3 separate regions of the Homo sapiens genome follow, and all the other regions are linked to region 2. Evidence: chromatin contacts called from ENCODE Hi-C or POLR2A ChIA-PET data. All regions are on one chromosome and are shown on one strand. Each heading gives the region's core, a stretch centred on a gene start or an enhancer-like site at or near the end of the contact. The rest is flanking DNA. Distances are from core to core; before and after follow the strand shown. Region 1 holds the start of LPGAT1 (lysophosphatidylglycerol acyltransferase 1). Region 2 holds the start of LINC00467 (long intergenic non-protein coding RNA 467). Region 3 overlaps NTRAS (non-coding transcript regulating alternative splicing).

Region 1 (2,897 bases), core at 1-2,500, 450 kb after region 2:
AGGTCAAGGGAGCTGTTCACCGAGGCACGAAGTATGTCACAATATATTTAGCAAATGATAACACAATTCCCATTCAGTAATCGGTGGCCGTCCCCGCACCGTGTCTCACTGCGGTCGTCTATTGGACTTAGAAAAATAGATCCACTCGCTTCAGACAACCTCAGGATCTCCAAACTGAAGACACAAGTGACATGACCGAAACAGGGTCCCCTCAATAAGATTTCCCAGATACTGAGGACCTCAGTCTCCTCACCACCACGATTCCTGCACACCGATGCATTCCTTTAAAAGGTCTCTGGCTCTAGCGAAGAGTTACCCTCAAAATTCTCATTTGTAGCAATAGGGTTTTTGTTTCCCTTTTTTTTTTAAGAAAAAAAATGGGGGGCCTAGAAAAAAAGCTTACAAGGTGAGAGGAAGAAAGTAGGGGGTTATAATGCGAAAAAGAGGAAGGACAGGAGTAGGGGGAAGGGAGCAAAAGCCAGAAAGAGGTAAAAGCCAAGGAACTGGGGATGAAGAGAATGAGATTTCCGACCAGAGGGCAAGGAAGCAGGGGATGATGAAAGGGGCAGAGAAGAGGCGACCGCAGCGCGGGGAGCCGGTGGAGCCTGCAGCGGTTTCCGCGGATGTGGAAGGGTCGTGGCGGCGGGCGCGGCCCGCGCGCCGGGCTCACCTCGGCGGGCGCGGACGGCGGGCGGCTGCGGAGAGCGGGGGCGGGTGTCCCCCGCCGAGGGGTCGCGGTCATGGACGCGGTGGCGGCCCAAGCGGCCCGAGGCGCTGCGCGAGCGGGCGCGCTGGCGCCCTACTCCCCTCGCGGCTGCCTGCGGACAGAGGGACGGCGGGGACTCAGAGGCCGGACCTGTCACCCGGGCGGGTCCCGGGGAGGCGGGCGGATGCCCCGCGCCCCCGCCTCCTCCCCGGGGCCTACCGCGCCCTCGTCCCTCAGGCCGCTGCCGCCTCCCCGGGCCACGCGACGACGACACCCCCTTCCCCGCCCCCAGCGCCTCCCCTGGCCCGGCTCCGCTGCCGCTCTGGGGCCTGCGACCGCGGAGCCGGAGGTTACCTCGGGCTGGCCGGGCCCCAGCCGGGGCTTTGGGAGTCAGAGGAGCCGGAAGAATGCATGGCCGGCGGCGGGGCCGGCGGAAGAAGGCGGTGGCGGGGCCCTGCCCCGCTCCGGCTGTGGCGCGGCCCGCGCCCGTTCCCCGGCGGCGCCGAGACTCGGTCCCCAAGGGCCCGGCCGCGTTCGCCCGGACTGGCGGGGAGGGGCGGCGGGAGGAAGCGGCGGGAGTCGGGACTGCGGCGGAGCCGCTCCCACAGCGCCCTCTAATGAAAGCGCCGCCGCCGCTGCCTGGCCCGCTTGCCCCGCCTGGCCCGCTCCCCCTACCCCTGCGCCAGCGAGTCGGGGCCCTCGGGGCTACCTGGACGCTCGGCCAGGACCTCAGTGAGTCCAGAACATACTGAGGGAAAGGGCCGCTCGGAAAGATCTAGGAATGAACACCCATCCTCACACCCCAGGAGTGCCTTGGTTTCAGTTGAGAGCCCCCTTTCAGCCAACACGGCCGCCTTTCATTGTTAGGGCTCTCTTCTCTGCCCAAACTAGGAACCTGTCTCCTTGACGGCTAAATGTCCACTTTTCATTCTTAATGAAACCCGGTTGCACTCATGGCTTTTCTTCTTAACCTCTGCAGTGTATTATTGTCTAGAGTTTCAAATTCATTCTTTTTACGGTCAAAAGTCTTGTTTCAGGAAAGCAGCTGGAACATTAATGGCAATTCCACTTTCCCATTCATCGCCCCCGCCCCCACCACCCCACCAAGAAACTCAGTGGGAATGAATGGTCTACACAGAGAAACTGAAATCTGGTTAGTCAAGAAGGAAAAAACAACCAAGTGCCTGGCATTAAGTAAGTACTCACCCGCCCGCCCTCCCCCGCCCGCCATAAAAAGAAAAACCGAAAAGACAAAAAACAGTGGCCATGGGAACTCCTAGACAGACCCCGTCACTTGGGATACTATAGCTGCATTCTGGTTCAAAGGCTGGACCACCTGAAGGAAAATAGAGAAATAGTCCATTGACCTACCCCCTTGAGCATTCTTAAATGATCTGCCTAAATTTTAGTTTTTAAAAATCCTGTTTATAAAACCTTATGTCCCTTAAGCACATTTGTAAATGGAGGGGATGGGGCAGGGCAGATTTCACACTCCCTAGGGAACTGCCATATTTGAATCAGAATGCCACCTATTCTGCCTATTTTGAAAATGTTCATCACAGCGTTTGCTCTGGACTCTCAACTTTCTCTAATTTCAGTTCCTCTTAGGTCCACAGGTGAAGGAAAGATATGCCCCATTCTATTCCTTGCATTCTCTCTTTATTGACAAGGTAGTAAGATCTTTAAATAAATCTCATGAGAGAGATAATATATATACTTTATTATTCAAAATATGTCATTATATTCTTCAGTAAGATAGGTGAGGTACATATTTATTTCCACAATCAAGAATAAACTCTAAGGATTCCATCTGGTCCATGCAATTCAGCTTTCCCACATGCTGCGTAAACGTTGGCTGACACCTGGAGAGAGATAACCTACAATGGGATTTACACGTGATTCCTGGATCAGGGACCATCTGCCAGAGGACCAGACACAGCAGCACTTGATGAAATGCAATTAGTACCAGGCCCAGAATTCATTTTCAGGCTCAGAAAAGAGCCAGAGGTTGGGCAGGACCTCTGGCTCTTTAGTGTACAAAAACAACACTTGAAGTGTCTACCAAAGAGACAGATTCTTCAGCATCATACCAGAACATTTTAATAATCTAGGTCCAGTGGACCTGAGAACCTGCTTTTTAAAAAGCGTCATAGGTGATTCTGATGCAAGTAGTATGCAGACCTTGCTTTAA
Region 2 (2,957 bases), core at 70-2,569:
GGCCTCCCAATGTGCTGGGATCACAGGCGTGAGTCACCGCACCCGGCCAATACTTTTCTAGAAAAAACTAATTTTCTCAAGAAGCAAAAGAAAAAATTCTAGGTATCAATAACGATGGACGCTATATAAAAAACAAAACTATCCATTAAGATGGCACCACACCCAGAAGGCTTTAAAGATGAGTTCTTCAAAACCTAAGAAATGTATCATTCACACATGCTATGTCTATTCCAGGTCATACAAAAATAAGTTAACCTGTCTGACTCCTAGCACAACCTGATACCAAAACTAGACAAGGACAGCAAAAGAAAACCATAAGCCAATCTAACTTAGGTGCATACATGAAAATCCAAAATTAACTACACAGCAAATTGCATCCAGCAATATATTGAAAAAATAAGATACCAGGATTCTAAGTTTGGCTCACCATTAGAAAATCTATTATTGTAGTTATTTTATTGTAGAGTAATGGAAAAAAGGCCATACAATCATCTCAAAGACTGATACTGAAAATACTTGGTAAAACTTAGTCATTTGCTGATTAAAAAAAAAACCGATATGGTAAACTACGAAAAGAACATAATTTGCCTATACACCCACACACACACACACCATAAACCTGCAGAAGATATCTTGAATGAAACCTAAGATGCAATCCAAAATAACTCCTGGTAAGAAATAAGTACCTCCGGCTACTATTCAGTGTTGCACTGGATTCTTGGGAAAAGCCAAAATTGTTCTTTACAGATAAATTCTTACCTACAAATCAAAGAGGACTGCCTGTCAAATTTTTAGAATACGAACGTTTAGTGAAGTGTCCAGATAGATCAACAATCAAAAGCCATTCTTATACAAGGATACTAATGGATTAATAGTCTATTAGTAAAAACAAACTACAATAACAAAAATAGCTATGAAAAAATGTTAAATGCGCACAACACCAAGCGAACTGCAACGCTTTACCTGAAAAACAAAGGGAGAACTGAATTAATTTAAAAAAATAGCCACATTGCTGGACGGGAATTCTCAATATTGTACTAGTATCCAATCTCGGCAAATCTACAAAAATATGGAATCCCAAACAAATCCCTGGAAATCTTTGCCATTTGGGCGCCAATCTACTAAAGAAATCGGCCCCAGGGTGTGAGGTTTCTCACATGTGCGTGAAAACGCTTCGAGAGGGGTGCAGCCGCGGACACAAAAACCGTGGCTTGAGTCCCCGCGCCCCTCCCCTCCCCTCCCCTCCCTCCCTCCAGTCCAGCAGCTCTTGCCTAAGGCTCCCGCGACCGGAAGAGTCGCTTCCGCTCCCGCCCCGCTCTGTGGCGTAGGCCGGACATTTCTAGTCGACTGTTGCGCGTGCGCGCGCTGTGACGTTCCCTACGCGGTCGGGCGTTGGGTTTCGCGGCGCTCGCCGCACTGGTTGTTCAGCACCTTCGGTCCGGTTGAGGTTGTCAAGTCGGACCAAACAGGTTGTTTCTCTGCAGTTTCCAGTAAGTGACCGTTCCAGCCGGGGCTGTGGCTAGAGTGTGAAGGCAAACCGGTAGAAGCCGCGCCGCCATTTTCTTCCCACCTCACTCTTTCCTCAATCTCCCTTCGGTCACTCCGAGGGGACTGTTGGTAGCCCCCCTCTGCCCGGTCCCCCGCTAATGAGGCCGCTCCCAAGCTCTGAGTTTCCCCAAAAGATGTGTCCTTTGTCATGAAAGCTCTCGTAGTATTTAAGTGCTAATACTCGACGGCCGCCGACTTCTCAGATGCACCCTGGAGGGTGTGCTCTTGGCCTGACACTTATTAGCCCTTCCGCTTCCTACAGTTGTGATGGGCCCTCAGATACTCACCAGGAAAATGTGATGCCCGCACCACCACTTCTTACTCCAACTTTCTTTGTAATTATGTCCTCTGTTTCAGAATCCTACTGCCGCGGAACAAAAATGTACCAAGGACCATTCCACTTAACGTCCCTCCCTTCCTTCTCAAACCCTTAAGAGTGCCTTAAGAGTAAGGTACTGACCTAAGTGCTTTACATGCATTTTATTTAATCTTCCCACGCAGTCCTTAAGTAGGCAGACATGAGAAAATTGAGGCACAGAAAAGTTTAATAATTTGCTCAAGGCAACATAGGTTGGATGTGGTAGGGCTGAAATTTGGATTTATTGTGTAGCTTACTCAATCTGGTGTTGTTATCATTCATTCCTTTCTCTTTCCCAAATACTGAGTATTCCTTTTTTTCTTAGTTGCTTCTACAGAGGAATTTTTTTCCTTAATGCTGTTTAGAGGGTTCTTCTTGAGAAATTTGGGTTCTGTCTGAAAACCCTTTTCTCAGAGCTCTCCTTACACAGACGCTTAAGTGTTGTTTTTCCAAATCTAAGCTCTAAACTTAATAATATTTTGCATATCCAAAATGTGCTCATGCTTCCTTAAAAAAGTACCCCTAAACCAGTACCCACCAACCAGCCCCCTTCCTCTACCTCAATATGACAATGGTTATCACTATTCTCAGCAAACATTTGGGCAGCTAGCTTATGTAAGACAATAAAGGTAATTGGGGTTTTGAAGAACTCTGAGGTTTAGTTCCGACCTGAAGGAGAAACATGAAAAGGCCTTCATAAAAAGGCCACATAAAATAGCAGATAAATCCCATCTCAGTTGCACAGAATACAAATTGTATAAGAGCAACTTTGGACAAATCAGGTAAAAGTGCTAGATGTGTTTACTCATCTGTAAAATGTTAAGGTTAGGCTAGGTCACTAAAATATTATAAATCTAATTTCAGAGAGAGGAGTGATAACTCTGTACTCACTATTGAGGGAGGTGGAGGCTGTAGTTTGTTTTTAGTGTTTTTTTTTGTTTTTTTGTTTGTTTGTTTTTGAGACAGGGTCTCACTCTGTCGCCCAGGCTGGAGTGCAGTGGCGTGATCAGAGCTCACTGCAGCCTCCACCTCAGCCTCCTGAGTATCTGGG
Region 3 (2,998 bases), core at 432-2,931, 270 kb after region 2:
CCCAGCTACAATAGCTTTTGCTGACTTGAGCTTCAAGTGATGCCAGCAGGCTACATGGAGGGTAGAGGTGAGAAGGGGTGGCACACACTTCACAGATGTCACAGAGGAGGACGCTCCTTCTACCACACTGTCCCTTGTCTAAGGACGCAAAGGAGAAAAGCCTTGCCTTAGCATCCAGAGTGGTTCAATATTACCTGAGCAAGTGAACTGCCTTTATTTTACAGGCCTCTAGGGCATAACTATCCATTTGCCCTTTTTTGTTTTGGCCACTAGGAAGCTTAGAGACAGATTTGTGGTCCAACAACGGTAAGTGTATGATCATGTCTAATTCTCATGCAGGACTGATCCCTGGCTTCACCCTAGCTTGTCTTCTTCCTCCTTGCTTTTAACATATGCATTTTATTATAACCATGTATTCGTATAAGCCACTTTAAATCTCTCCTGAAGCCAAGTGAAATAACTTTGTAAGTAGGTACTGTTCTAGGTCCTTGCCTATGGCGTATTCCCTCTTGATCTTTGCCATTGTTAACATCCCCATTGCACAGATGAGGACACTGAAGCGCAGAGAGGTGAAACAAGCAAGCCAGGCTCAGGGCAACGGTGAGTGTCCAAGCCAGGGTATCTCAGCTCTCTGTGTTCAGAGTTTGGGCCCCAGAAGGGACCACCTGGATCCTGTCTTGGCAGCAGGCAGGCCAACACGGCGCTGAGAGGGAGCTGAGGGGAGGTGTGGGTCAGATTTCTGGCAAGCCCTGAGGCTGTCAGTGAACCGCTGTGGGGTCCCCCCAGCATGTGCTTTGGGGCCACACCCTAATGGGGGTCTTCTTTATGTTATGACCACTCCTGCAGTTAATCAACCACAAGGTTGTTTTTTGTTGTTGCTGTTTTTTCTGTTTGTTTTTTTTTTTTTTTGAGACAGAGTTTCAGTCTGTTGGTCAAGCTGGAGTGCAGTGGCACAATCTTGGCTCACTGCAACCTCCATCTCCCAGGTTCAAGTGACTCTCCTGCCTCAGCCTCCCGAGTAGCTGGGATTACAGGCATGCACCACCACGCCTGGCTAATTTATGTATTTTTAGTAGACACGGCATTTCACCATGTTGGCCAGGCTGGTCTTGAACTCCTGGCCTCAAGTGATCCACCCGCCTCGGCCTCCCAAAGTGCTGGGATTACAGGCATGAGCCACCGAGCCTGGCCTTAAGCACGAGATTCTTAAGGATAGCACTGGGACCGGTGATTCTGTGACTGGAGCTGATTAACTGCTTTGTGGGAATAAGTAAGGGCTTCAAAGATGTGTGCCCATCTCGGCTGCCAGGCCCTGAGTTCTTGAGGTGGAAGCTGACTCTCCACCTTTCTGGCTGATCTAGGCAGGCTAGTTCCCTGAAGACTCAAGGTAAGCTGCCTTCTAGAATGAACTTGGGATGAAGGTAAATGATGACACAGGGCAGCTGTCTGAAAAAGAAAGGTTTATTTATCTAAACCAACAAGAAAGGATTCTTTTTAATTGGAAAAACAATTAAAGAATAGTGCATGTATTCAGATCCTATTTTTCCCAGTGTGTTTTTGTTGTTGTTGTTGTTGTTTTTGAGATGAGGTCTCACTCTGTCGCCAGGCTGGAATGCAGTGGCGCAATCATAGCTCACTGCAGGCTCCACCTCCCAGGCTCAGGCAATCCTTCCACTTCAGCCTCCTGAGTAGCTGGCACCACAGGCACACACCACCACGCCCAGCTAATTTTTTGCATTTTTGGGTTTCACCAGTTGCCTAAGCTGGTCTCGAACTTCTGAGCTCAAGTGATCTGCCCACCTCAGCCTCCCATAGTGCTGGGATTACAGGTGTGAGCCATTACACCCAGCCTACGTGTGTTTTAAATACACATACTCAGATGGATCCACTCAGACACACACACAGACCCCCATACACAGAGACACTCTATCCCCATCCCGCAACACACACACACACACACACACACACACACACAGAGTCTAGAAAGGACCACCAAACACCAAAGTGTTAATAGCTACTTCCGAAAGCAGAGATAGAAACTAGGCTAATGGGTGAGGAATGTTTACCTTTTAATTTTCACTATATATACTTTCCATATTGTTAGAACTTTTTACAACGATGTTGTCACTTCATGATTTAACTGTTTTGTTTTGTTTTGTTTTTTAATAGAGTGAATCATCTGTGAACACTTCCTGTGAACGTGTGACTATGATTATGGAACACTCTGTTGCATCAAGATGGCCAGAGATTGTCTCAGAGTCCAGGCAGTGGGAGGAGGGGGGATTTGTTTCCTGGCTGGGTGGTCGTAGGGCATCAAGGGATGAGCAGCTTTGGTTGTCTGGGATTTCAGCAGCTTGAGGGGAGCTGTAGGGCCCCAGAGCTGTCGCTGTGGCTGTGGTGTCAGAAATGTAAGCAAGGTGCCTCCATGGAGGTTAGCGAGGGTGCCCCTCTGAATGCCGGGTGGAATGCAACCTTTCGCATGGAGGAGGCCCTCAGCAGCTGACCTCTGTCTTCCCTGTGTAGAGGGAGGGAGGCTGAGGCTGGGGCTGAGCGAGGGGTAAAGTAAGCCACGTGTCTCATCAGCTAGCCTGCAGCAAGCACAGCCCTCTGGGAGGGCTGGTTCTATCCTCCTCCTTGGTGTGAAATCCATCAATCTAATAGGGATCCTTATTTTCCCAGCCACCAAGTCACAATGAGCAATAATCTCTTCTTGTTGGTGCATATAAATTTGCTTCATTCTTTTTTAAACAGCTGCCTTGTGTCGCCTTTTGCATTCAGCCCAAGTCCAGCCTAGGAGGACAGCCTTATCTTAAGTCACTGAGGGAACTAGCTTGCCTAACTGAAAGGGCTTTGCCCTGGAAGGAGAAGGGTCTTCTGGAAACATAAAACGTTTCAGGGGAGGGCAGTCCTGAATGAGATGGCTCTAGGGGGTGGGGGACACTGGACCGCCTGAAGGTACTGGGCATCTGGCCTGGGCTTTTGAGGAAATGCAAAGCCA

What was found. Hi-C counts contacts between places; a loop is a spot of excess contacts on that map. ChIA-PET counts read pairs that join two places held with the same protein, here RNA polymerase II (POLR2A). Pooled maps may share reads with other maps.
Region 1: a loop to region 2 is called in a map of B cell, with 20 times the contacts of the local background. The contact joins the promoter of LPGAT1 here to the promoter of LINC00467 in region 2. A Hi-C loop is called at or near these places in 1 of 168 maps with a recorded cell type or tissue (B cell), 1 of 37 single-sample maps with no recorded cell type and 8 of 50 pooled maps.
Region 3: a map of Caco-2 shows a loop between it and region 2 (14-fold over the local background). The contact joins the enhancer-like site here to the promoter of LINC00467 in region 2. A Hi-C loop is called at or near these places in 3 of 168 maps with a recorded cell type or tissue (Caco-2, MCF 10A and ascending aorta), 4 of 37 single-sample maps with no recorded cell type and 18 of 50 pooled maps. POLR2A ChIA-PET finds 5 or more read pairs at or near these places in 1 of 52 experiments (GM12878).

Annotation. Positions count from the first base shown.
Region 1 is chr1:211,829,513-211,832,409 of GRCh38, forward strand. LPGAT1 (lysophosphatidylglycerol acyltransferase 1) reads right to left here and starts at 1,251. Exons shown (of 8, transcript NM_014873.3): 1 at 1,061-1,251. It overlaps LPGAT1-AS1 (LPGAT1 antisense RNA 1), which reads left to right and starts at 1,449. Exons shown (of 6, transcript NR_135820.1): 1 at 1,449-1,528; 2 at 1,744-1,900. RefSeq lists a silencer at 676-1,435.
Region 2 is chr1:211,381,436-211,384,392 of GRCh38, forward strand. LINC00467 (long intergenic non-protein coding RNA 467) reads left to right here and starts at 1,320. Exons shown (of 6, transcript NR_026761.2): 1 at 1,320-1,490. It overlaps LOC124904504 (a long non-coding RNA gene), which reads right to left and starts at 1,309. Exons shown (of 2, transcript XR_007066868.1): 1 at 1,158-1,309; 2 at 1-963. It overlaps LOC107985259 (a long non-coding RNA gene), which reads right to left and starts at 2,849. Exons shown (of 2, transcript XR_001738447.1): 1 at 1,836-2,849; 2 at 1,391-1,519. RefSeq lists an enhancer at 1,433-1,502.
Region 3 is chr1:211,651,875-211,654,872 of GRCh38, forward strand. It overlaps NTRAS (non-coding transcript regulating alternative splicing), which reads left to right. Exons shown (of 3, transcript NR_131925.1): 3 at 2,170-2,748. Among named protein-coding and RNA genes, the nearest start is that of NTRAS, 14 kb to the left of the region's middle. Within about 2 kb of position 1,682, at least 2 of the 41 ENCODE cell types and tissues checked have a DNase peak (open chromatin) inside an H3K27ac peak, as active enhancers do.